3 separate regions of the Homo sapiens genome follow, and all the other regions are linked to region 2. The links are chromatin contacts, found by Hi-C or POLR2A ChIA-PET in ENCODE. All regions are on one chromosome and are shown on one strand. The core of a region is the stretch at or near the end of the contact, and the rest is flanking DNA. Distances in the headings are between cores, read along the strand shown. Region 1 holds the start of RPL32 (ribosomal protein L32). Region 2 holds the start of VGLL4 (vestigial like family member 4). Region 3 overlaps IQSEC1 (IQ motif and Sec7 domain ArfGEF 1).

Region 1 (4,625 bases), core at 84-2,583, 1.2 Mb after region 2:
GGCCATGATGCCTTTTGGGGAAGAAGCGGCCCCAGGTGAGGAAGAATCCTGGAAGGAGGCTTTCCTGCCCAGGGACTGAACACTGTCGCAGAGTGTCTTCCAATCGCCAGCTACGGAGCAAGCTGGGAATGGAATGGGTGCCTCTGCCAGGCTTGCTTTCCCTCCCTTTCCGAAGCTGGCAGAATACTAGGCACTCTCCAGATGCGATCCCAGGAGGTCAAGGGTCACCTCACCCACTCAGAGCCCAAAGAATGCCAACAGCTGAGCAAATCAAAACTGACCCCAAGACACTCTCAATTTGCAAGGGGCAGCAAATCCCACCCCACCAGTGTCCGAACCCCCAGATGGTCCTTCCGGTAGTACTGGCCTTGACCATCTACTTGAACCTGAGTCTTTTCCTCACCTGTAAAATGAAGATGACACTGCGCGCTGAATGCCTGCAGTGCCTGTCACAGGGTAAATGTTCAATAAAACCTTCTAATTCCCTAGGGAGCTGCTGCGCTACCACACCCTCAACACACACAAAACCACCATATACCTCTGAAGATGCCTCAAACCTGGAGATCTTCCAGTATCAACTCACACCTTCCTCAGTGTGGTCTTCCGAGCCATTGATTTCCTACAGCAGCACCCCTTCTGCTCTCTTCGCAGCCATCAACTGGCCCAGAGTGGGTACTCAATGAACCACGTATTCAAAACGACTCTGCCTTCTGGCCCATGATATCCTCGAAGGCAAGGTGGGGGCAGTTGCATCTTCATATTCCCAGAGATACTACCAGAATTTCTGCCTGCAGCTGGACCAGCCGACCTACAGCTCGTCTTTCCTTGGCGGTCCCGCAGCAGCAGCCCTCGGGCCAGAGACTGCAGCGGAAGAAGCCGGCCATGGCATGAACGAATACACGTGGGCCGACATTGGTGAGCGCTGGGATCCACAGATCCCAGCTGAAAGCTGTCAAGCTGGGCCACCCCTGGTCGTCCCACGGCCCCCAGGAGACCCCGAAGTCTGGCCTCAACTAGCACCCTCCACCGCCAAGGAACAAACAAGCAGCCCGCAGCTCTGAATACAGGCGGAGGGCAGGAGGCTCTGGGACGCAAAGCCCTATCAACTCGGCGGCTTCGTTCTGTTCCTGTACACGCTCCAGTAAGCTGACAATAACAATACCCACAGACACTACCGCGCTGAAGGGGAGGCCTCCGCACCACTGGGCGACGGGGCCAGATGAATCCCGCAGGAATGCGGATTGCCACGGATTAACACTTACCGAGAAGGAGATGGCTGCCACCTCCGTAGGCAGCGCCGAGGAAGAGAGAAGGGACGGTGGCGCGCAAGGGCTGATGGGTCGTAACCCCTGGGTCCTAGCAGGGAAAAAGGCAAGCACTTCCGGCTCCGGCTCTTTTAAATAAAATAAAGACACGTCAAAAAATAATGCCGCAAAAATTCTGAGTATACATGTTTTAATAGACAATAATAACTAGGAATAGGACTGAGAAATGTATTCTACCTATCCTTGGGACTACGTAGAAATTTGGAATTCTTTCTGAGCTAATAAGACCTGGTGGAGGGAGGAATTTACTTCCGCCAGAAGTCGAAGCCAATCCGCTTTTGGGCTATTTCCGCCCGCGTTTCTTCTACTCCGAAGTGCGCCTCTTAGTGGTCAGAAGAGAACAAGACAGAGACTTCCTAATAATTTCATCACCGAATTTAGACAGTAAATAGTAACGAAAACAGCTAACATGCGATGGAGTTCACTATGCCTACCACAATTCTATAACGTACCCCTATTATTGTCTCCATTTTGCATATGTGGAAGATGAAATTTGGAGACTTGACTCCAAACTCCACGCTTCTAACCACTGGGCGAAACTGCCTAGTTTTTCTTTGTTCATTTTTTAGAAATGGGGTCTCACTCTGTTGCCCAGGCTGGTCTTGAACTCCTGGGCTCAAACGATTCTCTCGCCTCAGCCTCCTGAGTAGCTGGGATTACGGGCACGAGCTACTGCCTAGATGTTTTTTGTTTTGTTTTGTTTTTTGGTTTTTGGTTTTTTTTAGACAGGGCCTCCCTCTGTCACCTAGGCTGGAATGCAAAGGTGCCATCTCACGGCTCACGGCAGCCCCTGCCTCCCAGACTGCCTAGTTTTTAAAGATGCTCTTGATTTGTTTTGCTTAGCTTTTGTATTTAAGATTATTGTGCAAATTGGCTGAGCACTATGGTTCACACCTATAATTCCAATACTTTGGGAGTCTGAGGTGGGAGATTTGCTTGAGCCCAGGAGTTCAAGACCGGCCTAGGCAACATAGTAAGACCCTGTCTCTACAAAAAATAAAATAATTAGCTGGGGCTGGTGGCGCATGCCTGTAGTCCCAGTTACTCGAGAGGCTGAGCTGGGATGATCACGTGAGCCCAGCAGTTCTAGACTGCAGTTAGCTGTGATAATGCCACTGCACTCCAGCCTGAGTGACAGAGCAAGACTCTGTCTCAACAACAACAAACCTATAAAGACAAATAACCCAATTGAAAAATGGGTAAAGAATCCAAATAGACATTTCTCTGTGGCCAATGAACACATGAAATGATCCACATCATTAGCCATCAGGGAAATACAAACTGGAACTGCAGTGAGATACCATTTCACACTCACTAGGACAGAGAAATGGGAATGTCCGTACAGTGCTAGTGCAAATATGAAATGGTGCAGTCACTTTGGAAAAGAATAGCATTTCCTCAAAATGTTAAACATAAAGTTACTGTAAGACCCAGCGACTGGGCGCGGTGGCTCATGCCTGTAATCCCAGCACTTTGGGAAGCTGAGGTGGGCAGATCACCTGTGGTCAGGAGTTCGAGTCCATCCTGGCCAACATGGTGAAACCCCATCTCTACTAAAGTTACAAAAAATTAGCTGGGTGTGGTGGCACATGCCTGTAGTTCCAGCTACTAGGGAGGCTGAGGCACGAGAATCACTTGAACTCAGGAGGTGGAGGTTGCAGTAAGTGGAGATCGCGCCATTGCACTCCAGCCTGGGCAACAAGAGCGAAACTTTGTCTCAAAATAATAATAATACATGAATTGGTGTCCCACAAAATGAAGATACTTTTTTTCTGATAAGAATATACACATAAGATTTATGTCAACTCAGTAATCATTCAGGAGGTTTTACTTCCTGAGATTTTTTTTAATGAAAACATTTTCTCAAGTTAGATTCCTAGGGTGTCTAAGTCAATGCCAAGAAAAGTTTGGAAAGACTTTGAGAGAAGGCCAGCCCAGCATCTTTCTTGTAAGCGGAGGTAGATTTGGTTTCACAGAGGCCTACTGGAAGTGATAAAAGGGAAGAATTCTTTAGGAATCACTTTAGTGTTTACTGTACATGCTAGGGACATAAATTTTTTTTAAAAAAAGGAATCACTGTGGTGTAAAATACTATTAAAATTTCTCTAAAAGTCTAGAGCTGGGCTGGATATGGTGGCTCACACCTGTAATCCCAGCACTCTGGGAGGCCAAGGCAGGAGGATTGCTTGAGGCCAGGCATTCAAGAGCAGCCTGGAAAACAAACCAAGACCTCATTTATATATTAAAAAAAAAATAGCTGGATTTGGTGGCACTCACTTTGCAGTCCCAGTTACTTGGGAGGCAAGGGCAGGAGGATTGCTTGAGGCCAGGCATTCAAGAGCAGCCTGGAAAACAAACCAAGACCTCATTTATATATTAAAAAAAAAAAATAGCTGGATTTGGTGGCACTCACTTTGCAGTCCCAGTTACTTGGGAGGCAAGGGCAGGAGGATTGCTTGAGCCAGGAATTGGAGGCTTCAGTGAGCTATGATGGCACCACTGCACTCTAGCTTGAGTAAATTTCACCTGCTGCAGACCTGCCTGTGTCTATGCGCTCCTAAAGAGCGGGAAGGAAACCATCAGTTTTGTCATCTGAAAGGGGAAAAGAGACGGGCAAACCTGGCCTTCTGCTCACTTCACAGGAATGCCGGAAGAGCCAGCAGAACGGGAAGTGCTTGGATCTTTGGGGGCATGGGCGTTTACGTATCATTCAGCCTTGTGGCCTGAGGAAGCATGTCACCAGAGAAGACAGCTCGAAGACTCCATGCCCAGGGCCTGGCTGGCTTTCTGCTGGGCTTGCACCATTCTTTGCCTCTTTAGGGCTTTGTAGGTGGTCAGGGCTGGTTTTCTGGAATGAAGTTCCCCCCAAAGCTGGAGCCCCTCCTGACTGGTTATCTTGGCCACTGCAGGGTTTCCCAATGTTACAGGCAGATTCGGTCCCCTTACTAGGCTCCTCCTTGTTCTCGGCAGCAAAATCGATAGTGCGAGGGACCTGGAGTAGGGAGCTGCCTCAGTCATTAGAAAGGGTTACCTGGTGATATGGTTTGGCTGTGTCCCCACCTAAATCTCATTATGAATTGTAATAAACCCCAAGTGTCAAGGGCAGGGCCAGGTGGAGATAATCCAATCATGGGGGCAGTTTTCCCCATACTGTTCTCTTGGTAGTAAATAAGTCTCACAACATCTGATGGTTTTATAAAGGGGAGTTCCTCTGCGCACACTCTTCTTGCCTGCTGCTGTGTAAGACCTGACTTTGCTCCTCCTTTGCCTTCCGCCATGATTATGAATTGTAAACAGCCA
Region 2 (4,706 bases), core at 2,048-4,547:
GCTAATTGTGGTTAACTTTTTCCCTTTATTCTTTTCAGTTATTCTTGCAGACAACTATGGTGGAGGGCAGGAGCCAGGAAGCAGTTACCAAGGAGGGAGTCCACATCTAAGCAATATGGAGTCAGTCAGGAAGGAAGACCTTGTATGCTACAAGGTAAACGGCTAAAAAGATCGATTTGCGTATTAAGTCACAAGAGAGGTTTAAGAAAGACAGTACAGGCTGAGTGCGGTGGCTCATGCCTGTAATCCCAGCACTTTGGGAGGCTGAGGTGGGTGGATCACCTGAGGTCAGGAGTTTGAAACCAGCCTGCCCAACATGGTGAAACCCATCTCTATTAAAAATACAAAAATGGGCCGGGCATGGTGGCAGGCACCTGTAATCCCAGCTACTCAGGAGGCTGTGGCAGGAGAATGGCTTGAACCCGGGAGGCAGAGGTTGCAGTGAGCCAAGATCGCGCCATTGCACTCCAGCCTGGGGGACAAGAGCGAGACTTCATCACCAAAAAAAAAAAAAAAAAAAAGACCAGACACATGGTTTATTTTAGAGTAGAGCTATGTCTCATACAACTAAGGAATATGGTATAATTTAGCTGGTAAGAATAATTAACCATCCGCATCTTAATTTTTAAAACTAAAATGTCATAAAATTAATTTGTCCCTTATTCTTAAGGGGCATGAAACTTGACTGTGCCCTAAATGAAATCAAATGTTGCCTACCAACAGTACATTCCATTTTCCAAACAACTTCCCTGGAATGCTGGGGAGCTGATATGTTTAAAACGAATATTCTCCAAGTCCAAGTGTTGGATTTTAAAGAACCATAACCTTTCCAACTTTTCCTACAAAAAAATCCCGTGTGTGATTTATGCCCATCTTCAAAACACCCTCTGGAGTTCAGACCAGATGTGTGCAGTGTTTACACTGAGAAAACCACTAGGACATCAACAATTCACTATAAACACCACTCAAATTTTGCTGTGCTTTCCTTCATTTCCTCTGTATTTATTCTGGTGTTAAAATAATGTTAACTCTCATAATAAGGAAAATAGGAGCAGATGTTTAAACCAAACAGACTTCAGCCCATTATCCCATATAGCTACTCAATCTTCAAAATCAAAGTTTCTTCCTCCCAAATACCGAGAGAGAAGAGCAGAGCAGAGCACTCTAGTTTCCTGGGTGTTGCATGCTACACAACAACTCGACCTGGGCTCGCTGTCCGTAAGTTGGTCCTCACCAATCGGAGACAGGAAAAACTAATCTGGTATCAATTTCCTAACAATCTTATATTTCTCTCTTAGGCCATTATGTTTTGTTTTTAAAATATCGTATTACTTGTTGGCAAAGACAATACAACAGAAATTGCCTCAGAAGTTTTTCTTTCTTGTTGGGGGAAGCGGGGATGGTTAAAAAAAAAAAAAACAAGAAAAACAAAACCCTGACTACAATGTGTGAATGTCACGGGAAACAAGCCCAGCAATGGCTGCTTACGGCTTTCTAAAGTCGGCTGCCTTTTTTAAGTGAGTTCAGAAGCAAGATGTTACTTAACACATCAGATGCAAAGAAAGAAATTCACGAAAATTCTCATAGCAGGAACTAGTAGGAGTAAAGAAAAACAAATACTCTTTTTAAAAAACGTTAAATATGAGATCCTCATCCATAGAGTTTTAAAAAACAACGTGAATGAGGGTTGTTGTTGTTTTTTTTCCTTGAAGGGGAAAAATACTCTTGAAAGGGTGAGTTTTCAACTGATTAGGAAACAGGCCTGAAGTTTTTAGATTAAAAAAATACAAGTGAATCACCCTCCCAAGTTTTTGTAACTGTTTTCTTTTTCAAGAGAAATGTCCCGTGTATTATTGGAGAAAAAATGGAAACTGCTCCTGCTGAATGAGAAAGAGAAGAGTCCCGGATGTGTGTGTGGTTACAACAGAAAACACTCTTCCTGCCAGGCCGAACTCCCCCGGAGATGCCCTCGGCGGCAGACCCAGGGCCATTGCCACTTTTTCAAATCGCACGTAGAGGATGTCCGAGGGCTTAAGAAATAGATTTTTCTCTGACTGCTACCAGAGACAGTTGGAAATACAAGACAGTGGGGGAAGCACCTCGCGGGCAGTAGGAGGTAATAAATAACAGTTCGGCGCGGCTCTCTCTTTTTCAGGGCAGGCTGGGGGTCGGGGTGTTGTGTAATCGCTCCCACAGGGAGCGGAGCGCGAGGAACACCCCCCAGTGTCAGCGCTCCCCGGGCTGCACAGGAAGCGCCAGCGAGACAAAGAGCCCGCCTGTGCTCGCTGACACGGTGCCCTTCCGGCCCCACGCGGGAGAGGGACATTCTCCGCTGTTTGGGACGCTCACTCGCGAGCACAAAAACTCGCTGTAACTTTGGCTCCCCCTCCGTGAGCTGCAGGGCGCCGTGGCCCACAGCAGGGTACAGTAGACGGTGCAATCCTTACCAGCCCCTCCCCCAAAGAGGCTCAACTTTTACCGGCGTCCTACAAGTCCTTCCCCTAAAGACAATATTAACGGAAATCAAAAATACATACATTTTAAAGAGTTAAAAATGTGAGGCGCGAGTACGTTGCAAGCAACGAGCAAACTTTGAAGGGTTTCTACTTCACTGCCTCCCCGTCCAGCCCCCTCCACCGCCCCCCGCAGCCTGAGATCCGAACACACTCGGTGCCGAACCGAACCTAAGAAACGCCGGCCTTTCAAGTGCCCTACACCCCGGAGGAGGACAGCGGGCGCTTAGAAGGCAGGCACCCAGCACACTGAGGAGGAGTGGCCGGGACGAGCAACGGGCAGTAATTCTACAACGGGACATCTACCTTCGTAGCACAGAATGCCGATATTGTTGTTCATCTTGTCCAAGTACTGATAGTTCAACAGGTCCATCTTCATAAATAGCATTTATTGGGCTAGCAAAGAAAACCAGCTCTTTGCTTTTGCCCCAAAAGAGTTAAGTTTCAAAAATCAATTGTTGCTGAGTAGCTCCTGGCTCTTCAACTTCACAAAGGCAGAGGCCCAGCCTCAGACTATCAAAACAAAGTATGCAAAAGTTAAAAAAAAAAAAATCAGGCACAAAAAAATCGAGCTCACACGAAACCCTTCAAGGGCTTACTGGTAGACGGTGTATGTACTGTATCCCCGATCGAGTATGAAAACAGCGTTTCAGAAGTCCTTACAAGTCCTTCCTGGAAATGGAAAAGAGTGAAAAAGAGAAACGCGCAGCCCGTTTCCTAGGACAAAGCGGCGCCGGCCCCTCTCACAGCCCGCTGCAAGCCGGCAGCGCTGACATGAGGGCTATGCTTGGCATGACTCCTATGCCGCCGCTTCCTCTTCCCGCAGGAGGCCGAGCATGCTCACTGCGCCGCGCTGCCGAGGCAGGGAGGGCTTCTGCACAGGATCAGCCTCTCAATGTAGCAAGTGTTGGAAAGAAAGAGAAAGGGGAGGGGGAGAGACTCTAGAGACGGGGCCTTGGCAGAGTGGCTCTTGACAGGAAGCAGCCAAGCCGCTGCAAAACCGTAGGAGGAAAAAAGAAAACCCAGGAAGTTTCTTTTTCAGGAGCTAAGTACAAAGTAAAAAATCCATCATGGAAGCAAACTCCCATGGAATGCAACTTTCGTGAAACTTCATGTTGGGGTTTCGGAAACCCAAAGTGCTAGTGATGCATAAGCCATATATATATATATAGTGTCTTTGTTTCTTTTAAAGATTGTTTTATAATATCCATTTACACTTTAACTGGATATTTAAATTTCTGATGTTAATGTTACATATAGCTTCTTCCATAATCCCCATAACAACTGAGATGGACAGGGCAAGGAGGGTATCACCCTTTCACAGCAGAGGAAACAGGTTCAGATGGATTAAATGACTGGCCCACAGCCCCCAAAATAGTTGACAGAACTACTTTTAAAGTGTTTTTTCCCACCTAATGTTATAATTTTATTTAAAAAAACGAGGGGGCCGGGTGTAGTGGCTCACACCTGTAATCCTAGTCGAAGCAGGCGGATCACTTGAGGTCAAGAGTTCAAGACCAGCCTGGCCAGCATGGTGAAACCCCATCTCTACTAAAAATACATAAATTAGCCTGGTGTGGTAGCGCACGCCTGTAGTCCCAGCTACTCAGGAGGCTGAGGTGGGAGAATTGCTTGAACCTGAGAGGAGGAGGATGCAGTGAGCCAAGATCGTGACACTGCACTCCAGCCTGGGCAACAGAGTGAGACTTTGTCTCAAAAAAAAAAAAAAAAAAGAAAAGAAAAAAAGGAGACAAGGAGAGGAGAAGAGATGGAAGAGTGTTTAAGCAAATAGGGCTATAATATCAAAAATTAAAAGTGTACTTGAAATTATAGAGGGAAAGGGTAAAATTATTTTCATTTGGCATGTATGTCACCCACCTGTGTGTAAGAAGCTAGTGGCATGCAGCTGTACTATTTGCTATTGGAAGAACTTGGGGCTTAAACTTTGATTACCCAGTGCCTAGCACAACCAAGTTCAGGTGCCCAAAAACTGTTTACTGAACGAGTGAACCACTGAATGTTCAGTTTTCAGCACATCAAGAACGTGTTAACAAAATAGAAAAAAAAAAAACAAAAACTAAACATTTGAATTACTATTCTAAAAATATATTTTTAATATTCCAAAATAATATTTGAATAAATAATTTGAAGGAGTTGTATGTTAAAAATCCAGCAATAGGCCAGGCGCGGTGG
Region 3 (4,673 bases), core at 308-2,807, 1.4 Mb after region 2:
CTCCTGGGTTCAAGCAATTCTCCTGCCTCAGGCCTCCCAAGTAGCTGGGATTACAGGTGCTTGCCACAATGCCCAGCTTTTTTTTTAAATTTTTTTATTTTTAGTAGAGATGGGGTTTCACCATGTTGGCCAGGCTGGTCTCGAACTCCTGGCCTCAAGTGATCCGCCCACCTCAGTCTCCCAAAGTGTTGGGATTACAGGCATGAGCCACCATGCCCGATCCTAAGTGAGTTCTTATCATTACCCCACACTGCCTGTGCTGGCTTGTGGGCACTTGATAGATGCATGAGGTTGGACATTTCATGTTCCCTATCTGGAACTCTGCTCTCCCGTCTGAGAAATGGCTCTATATTAGGGGTTTCTCAAACTTAAGAACTGATGGGCCTCTAAGAATACAGTTCCCAAGCTCCATCAGGCCCCACCTTTTAGAAACACTGCATCCAGTGGTAAACGCTGCTACACTGGAAGGTCCTGTGATGACCACATGTTCATAAAGAAAAGGCAGCCACGAACATCAGGGAGCAGAGCTCAGTTGGTAGAGGGTCGTCCAGATGACCTGCAGCATGCTTTTGTTAAAATGGGGGAGGAGTTTTCGTCTTCACGAAAATGATGTTTAAAAATGTATTGTCTTGGCCTTAGCTGGAGTGGTCAAAAATAATAATAAATATTGTCAAATGATTTTTTACAAGGTGCCAAGACAATTCATTGGAAACAATCATTTCTTTAACAAGTAGTGCTGGCCGAGCGCGATGGCTCACGCCTGTAATCCCAGCACTTTGGGAGGCTGAGGCGGGCGGATCACCTGAGGTCAGGAGTTCCAGACCAGTCTGGCCAACAAGGTGAAAACCCATCTCTACTAAAAATACAAAAATCAGCCAGGCGTGGTGGTGTGCACCTGTAATCTCAGCTACTCCAGAGGCTGAGGCAGGAGAATCACTTGAACCCGGAGGCAGGGTGGGGGGTGGCAGAGGTTGCAGTGAGCTGAGATCTAGGCACTGTGCTCTAGCCTGGGTGACAGAACAAGACTCCATCTGGAAACAAACAAACAAACAACAACAACAAAAAACAAGTAGTGCTGAGACAACTGGCTATTTATACACAAAAGGATACATTTGGGCCCATGCTTCCCACCATACACAAAAATTAACTCAAATTAATCAAAGACCTAAATGAAAGAGTTAAAACTATAAAAATCTTAGACAAAAACATAAGAAGAAATCTTTGTGACCTTGGGTTATACAATGATTTCTTAGATACAACACCAAAAGCATAAGCAAGAGAATTACAAATTCATAAATTGGACTTCATGAAAATTAAAAACTTTTGCACTTCAAAAGACACCATCAAGAAAGTAAAAAGATAAGGCCCTGCATAGGCTCATGCCTGTAATCTCAGCACTTTGGGAGGCAGAGGCAGAAGGATTGCCTGAGCCCAGGAGTTCGAGACTGTAGGGAGCCATGATCATGCCATTGTATTCCAGCCTGGGTGAGTGAGTGAGACCTGATCTCCAAAAAAAAAAAAAAAAAGGAACTGAGAAACTGAGAAAATTATATAACTGATACTGGAACCTGTATGTAGAGTATGCAAATAACTCATGACTCAATAACAAGGAGACAATACAATTTTTAAATGGGCAAAAGGTTTGAATACACATTTCATCAAAGGAGACATATGAATGGCCAATAAGCACATGAAAAGATGTTCCACATCAAAGAAATGCAAATCAAAACCACAATGAGATATGACTTCCCACCCACTAGGACAGCTAGAAGCAAAAAGCCAGACAATAACAAATGTGGGACAGGATGTGGAGAAATGGAAACCCTCACACACCACTGGTGGGAACAAAAAGATGCAGCCACTTTGGAAAACAGTTTGGCCATTTCTAAAAAGTTAAACAGAGAGTTACTATGTGACCCAGCAATTCCACTTCTAGGTATCTACTAAAGAGAAATGAAAACATATGTCCACATCAAATCTTGTATGCAAATATCCATAGTAGTAGTATTTACAATAGCCAAAAAGTGGAAATGACCCACATGTCCATCAACCGGGGAATGGATAAACTAACTACAGTGTATCCATACAATGGAATGTTATTATTCAGCAGTAAAAAGGAATGAAAGACCAGGCGCAGTGGCTCATGCCCAACATTTTGGGAGGCTGAGGCGGGAGTGTCACATGAGGCCAGGAGTTCAAGAACAGCCTGGGCAACAAAGTGAGACCCCTGTCTCTACCAAAAAAAAAAAAAAAAAAAAAAAGGAATGAAGTACTGATACATTCTATTCTATAACATGGATGAACCTTGAAAAACTTCACGCTAAGTGAATAAAGCTAGACACAAAAGGACACGTGTTGTATGATTCCAAAAGGATATGAAATGCTCAGAAAGACATATCTACAGAGACAAAAAGTGGTTGTTGAGGACTTGGGATGGCACAAGGGACTGAGGGAAAATGGGTATGTGGTTTATTTTCAGGGCCATGGAAACGATTAAAAATAAAATTGTGATGGTTACAGGATTCTGTAAATATAGTAATAATAACCGAATTGTACACTTAAAATGAGTGAATTTCATAGAGTAAAGTATCCCTCAATAAAGCTTTAAGAAAACACGTGATGACTAAATGAAACATAAGATCCTAGGTTGGGAGGAAAGCTTGGTAAAAAGGACATTACTGGGACAACAGGCGAAATGTGACTTTTAAGTTAGTTGTATTTTAGATCCTAGTATCATGTCCATGTTAAACTTCCTGAATTTGACTAATGGACCATGGTTATGTAAGAGAATGTCCTTGTTCTTAGTAATTATGTACTGGAGCAGTATTTAGGGGTGAAAGTTACATATGGCATGTTTGCAGTGACATCTCAAATGCTTCTAAGGGAAAAATCGGTTTTTAAGAGAAAGCAAAATTTGGTGGAATGTTATTAGTGATGAGTCTGGGTGAATGGTACACGGGAGAATTTTGTTTTGTATTATTGTTGTAACTCTTCTTTAAGATTGAAATCACTTCAAAATAACTTACAACTCTTAAAGAATCCACACATTTAAAAAATTATTGTTGGGACCTTGAATAAATCTATAGACCCTGAATGGAGAAAAAGCCCTGAGCTAGTTGTGAACAGAGTTCCTAGAGAGGGTGCCCCTGCTCATCATGTCTGTTGCACCCCAAAGAGAAGACAAAGACACAGCCAGAGGGTAGGGTGAGAGCATGTGTCTGTATATGCCATAGCTTGCATTCATTCAGTCATTTACCCAACAAATATTTCCTGGGTGCCATCATGTGCAAGGGTAATCAGCTGTGAAGCAGAGATGATCAAATCCCTGCCCTCAGGTGTTGAGATGCAGCTGGGGGCCGGGGGAGCGCTCTGCAGGAGGGGGAAGCCGATGTGGAAACCCCTCAGCTACACCCAGGCCCCAGCCTCCCACCAGATCTGGAGCCTTGGAGGGCAGGGATTTGTGTCTGAATCACCTCTGTGCACTCTCCCCGCCTCCCTCCTCCCTCTCCTTGGATTATAAGGAAGTCAAACTGTCTCCACACAGCAAAGAGCTTTTGACCGCTGGGGCCCACAGGCTTCGAAAGGCCCAGAGCAGGGACAGGGCATCTATGCAGGGCCACTTTCCACCAGCAAAGCTCAGAACGGAATCAGCAAGAGTAGGTGGGAGGGAGGGTGGCTGGGGGCTGTCCAGGTGAGGGGCTGCAGGGATGGAGGGAAGCATTATCAAGGGGGGAGGCTAATTCACCTCCCACCAAAAACCCAGCATCGGGCCAGCCACAGTGCTGGCCACGCAAATATCCACGAGGTAGCCTCCACCTCCACCAGTAAGCCCTTGACTCCTGGGAGCTGCTCAGGGACTCCAGCTCCTGGAGGTTACACGGATTCCCAAGCTGGGAACCCCTGAATTATTTTAGGGGATCTCTCATCCCGTATGTGCAGCCAACACTGCTGGTAGACCAAACAAATACTATGTTTCACACGTGAACATCTTTCAAACCAAAATAGAAGCTGCTTTGATAAATAAAATTCACAGACTCCAAAGTTATCTAAAAATTGGTTCTTAACAGCTTCCTGTCATCCTGTAGTTTTTCAATCTTGGATATTAACCCTTGTGTGTGGGGTTAATATGGCATGGGGGCAGGGGGTGTCTCATAATTTCTGATGATAAACAGGTCTCTTCCCTTTACTTGAAAAGCCCGGGAGTGCAAATGGAGTTCCCATACTTCACGGTGTGGGGGAAGGATCAGAGGATGAGGCCTGTACTGCTGGACCTCGGGTGGAGACCGCAGCCCAGGGCTCCCTGCTCTGCAGGGCTCTGGAAGATGAGGGGATCTGGGGGCCCAGAGCCAGGCACCCCAGTGTTACTGGCCTGCCTGCCCCCAGCAGACCAGCAGTCCTCCAAGGCAGCAGCTGGGCCAAGGCTGAGTCTCTCAGGAGTCCTGGGCAGTCAGCACGTAGCTGGGTGACCACGGAGGCAGGCAGGCAGGAGGCGCCTGGACAAGGGGGCTGACATTCACAGCAGGCTGGGCTGGCTGAGGGCTTTGAGCCCAGCTCTCCACCTGCTAGCTGTGTGGCCACTGAGCACTCAGGATGTGGCTGGGGTGATGGAGACTGAGTTTTTCATTTTGTGAATTTTAATCAGTGAACATTTAAATAGCCACCTATAGCTGGTG

The links. A loop is a pair of places that touch in the nucleus more often than their neighbours do. ChIA-PET counts read pairs that join two places held with the same protein, here RNA polymerase II (POLR2A). Pooled maps may share reads with other maps.
Region 1: a pooled map shows a loop between it and region 2 (6-fold over the local background). The contact joins the promoter of RPL32 here to the promoter of VGLL4 in region 2. A Hi-C loop is called at or near these places in 4 of 50 pooled maps. POLR2A ChIA-PET finds 5 or more read pairs at or near these places in 2 of 52 experiments (B cell and activated CD8-positive, alpha-beta T cell).
Region 3: a pooled map shows a loop between it and region 2 (3-fold over the local background). The contact joins the enhancer-like site here to the promoter of VGLL4 in region 2. A Hi-C loop is called at or near these places in 5 of 50 pooled maps. POLR2A ChIA-PET finds 5 or more read pairs at or near these places in 2 of 52 experiments (GM12878 and activated CD8-positive, alpha-beta T cell).

The regions. Positions count from the first base shown.
Region 1 is chr3:12,840,232-12,844,856 of GRCh38, forward strand. RPL32 (ribosomal protein L32) reads right to left here and starts at 1,334. Exons shown (of 4, transcript NM_000994.4): 1 at 1,263-1,334; 2 at 1-11. The coding sequence starts at 6. It overlaps SNORA7A (small nucleolar RNA, H/ACA box 7A), which reads right to left and starts at 219; the gene lies at 81-219. RefSeq lists enhancers at 1-632, 633-1,569, 1,663-1,912.
Region 2 is chr3:11,640,618-11,645,323 of GRCh38, forward strand. VGLL4 (vestigial like family member 4) reads right to left here and starts at 3,298. Exons shown (of 5, transcript NM_001128219.3): 1 at 2,820-3,298. The coding sequence starts at 2,901. RefSeq lists enhancers at 1,882-2,251, 3,442-3,521.
Region 3 is chr3:13,001,039-13,005,711 of GRCh38, forward strand. All of the region lies in intron 1 of IQSEC1 (IQ motif and Sec7 domain ArfGEF 1), which reads right to left. Among named protein-coding and RNA genes, the nearest start is that of IQSEC1, 70 kb to the right of the region's middle. RefSeq lists a silencer at 191-485. Within about 2 kb of position 1,558, at least 6 of the 41 ENCODE cell types and tissues checked have a DNase peak (open chromatin) inside an H3K27ac peak, as active enhancers do; they include GM12878, where a contact is called at or near this core.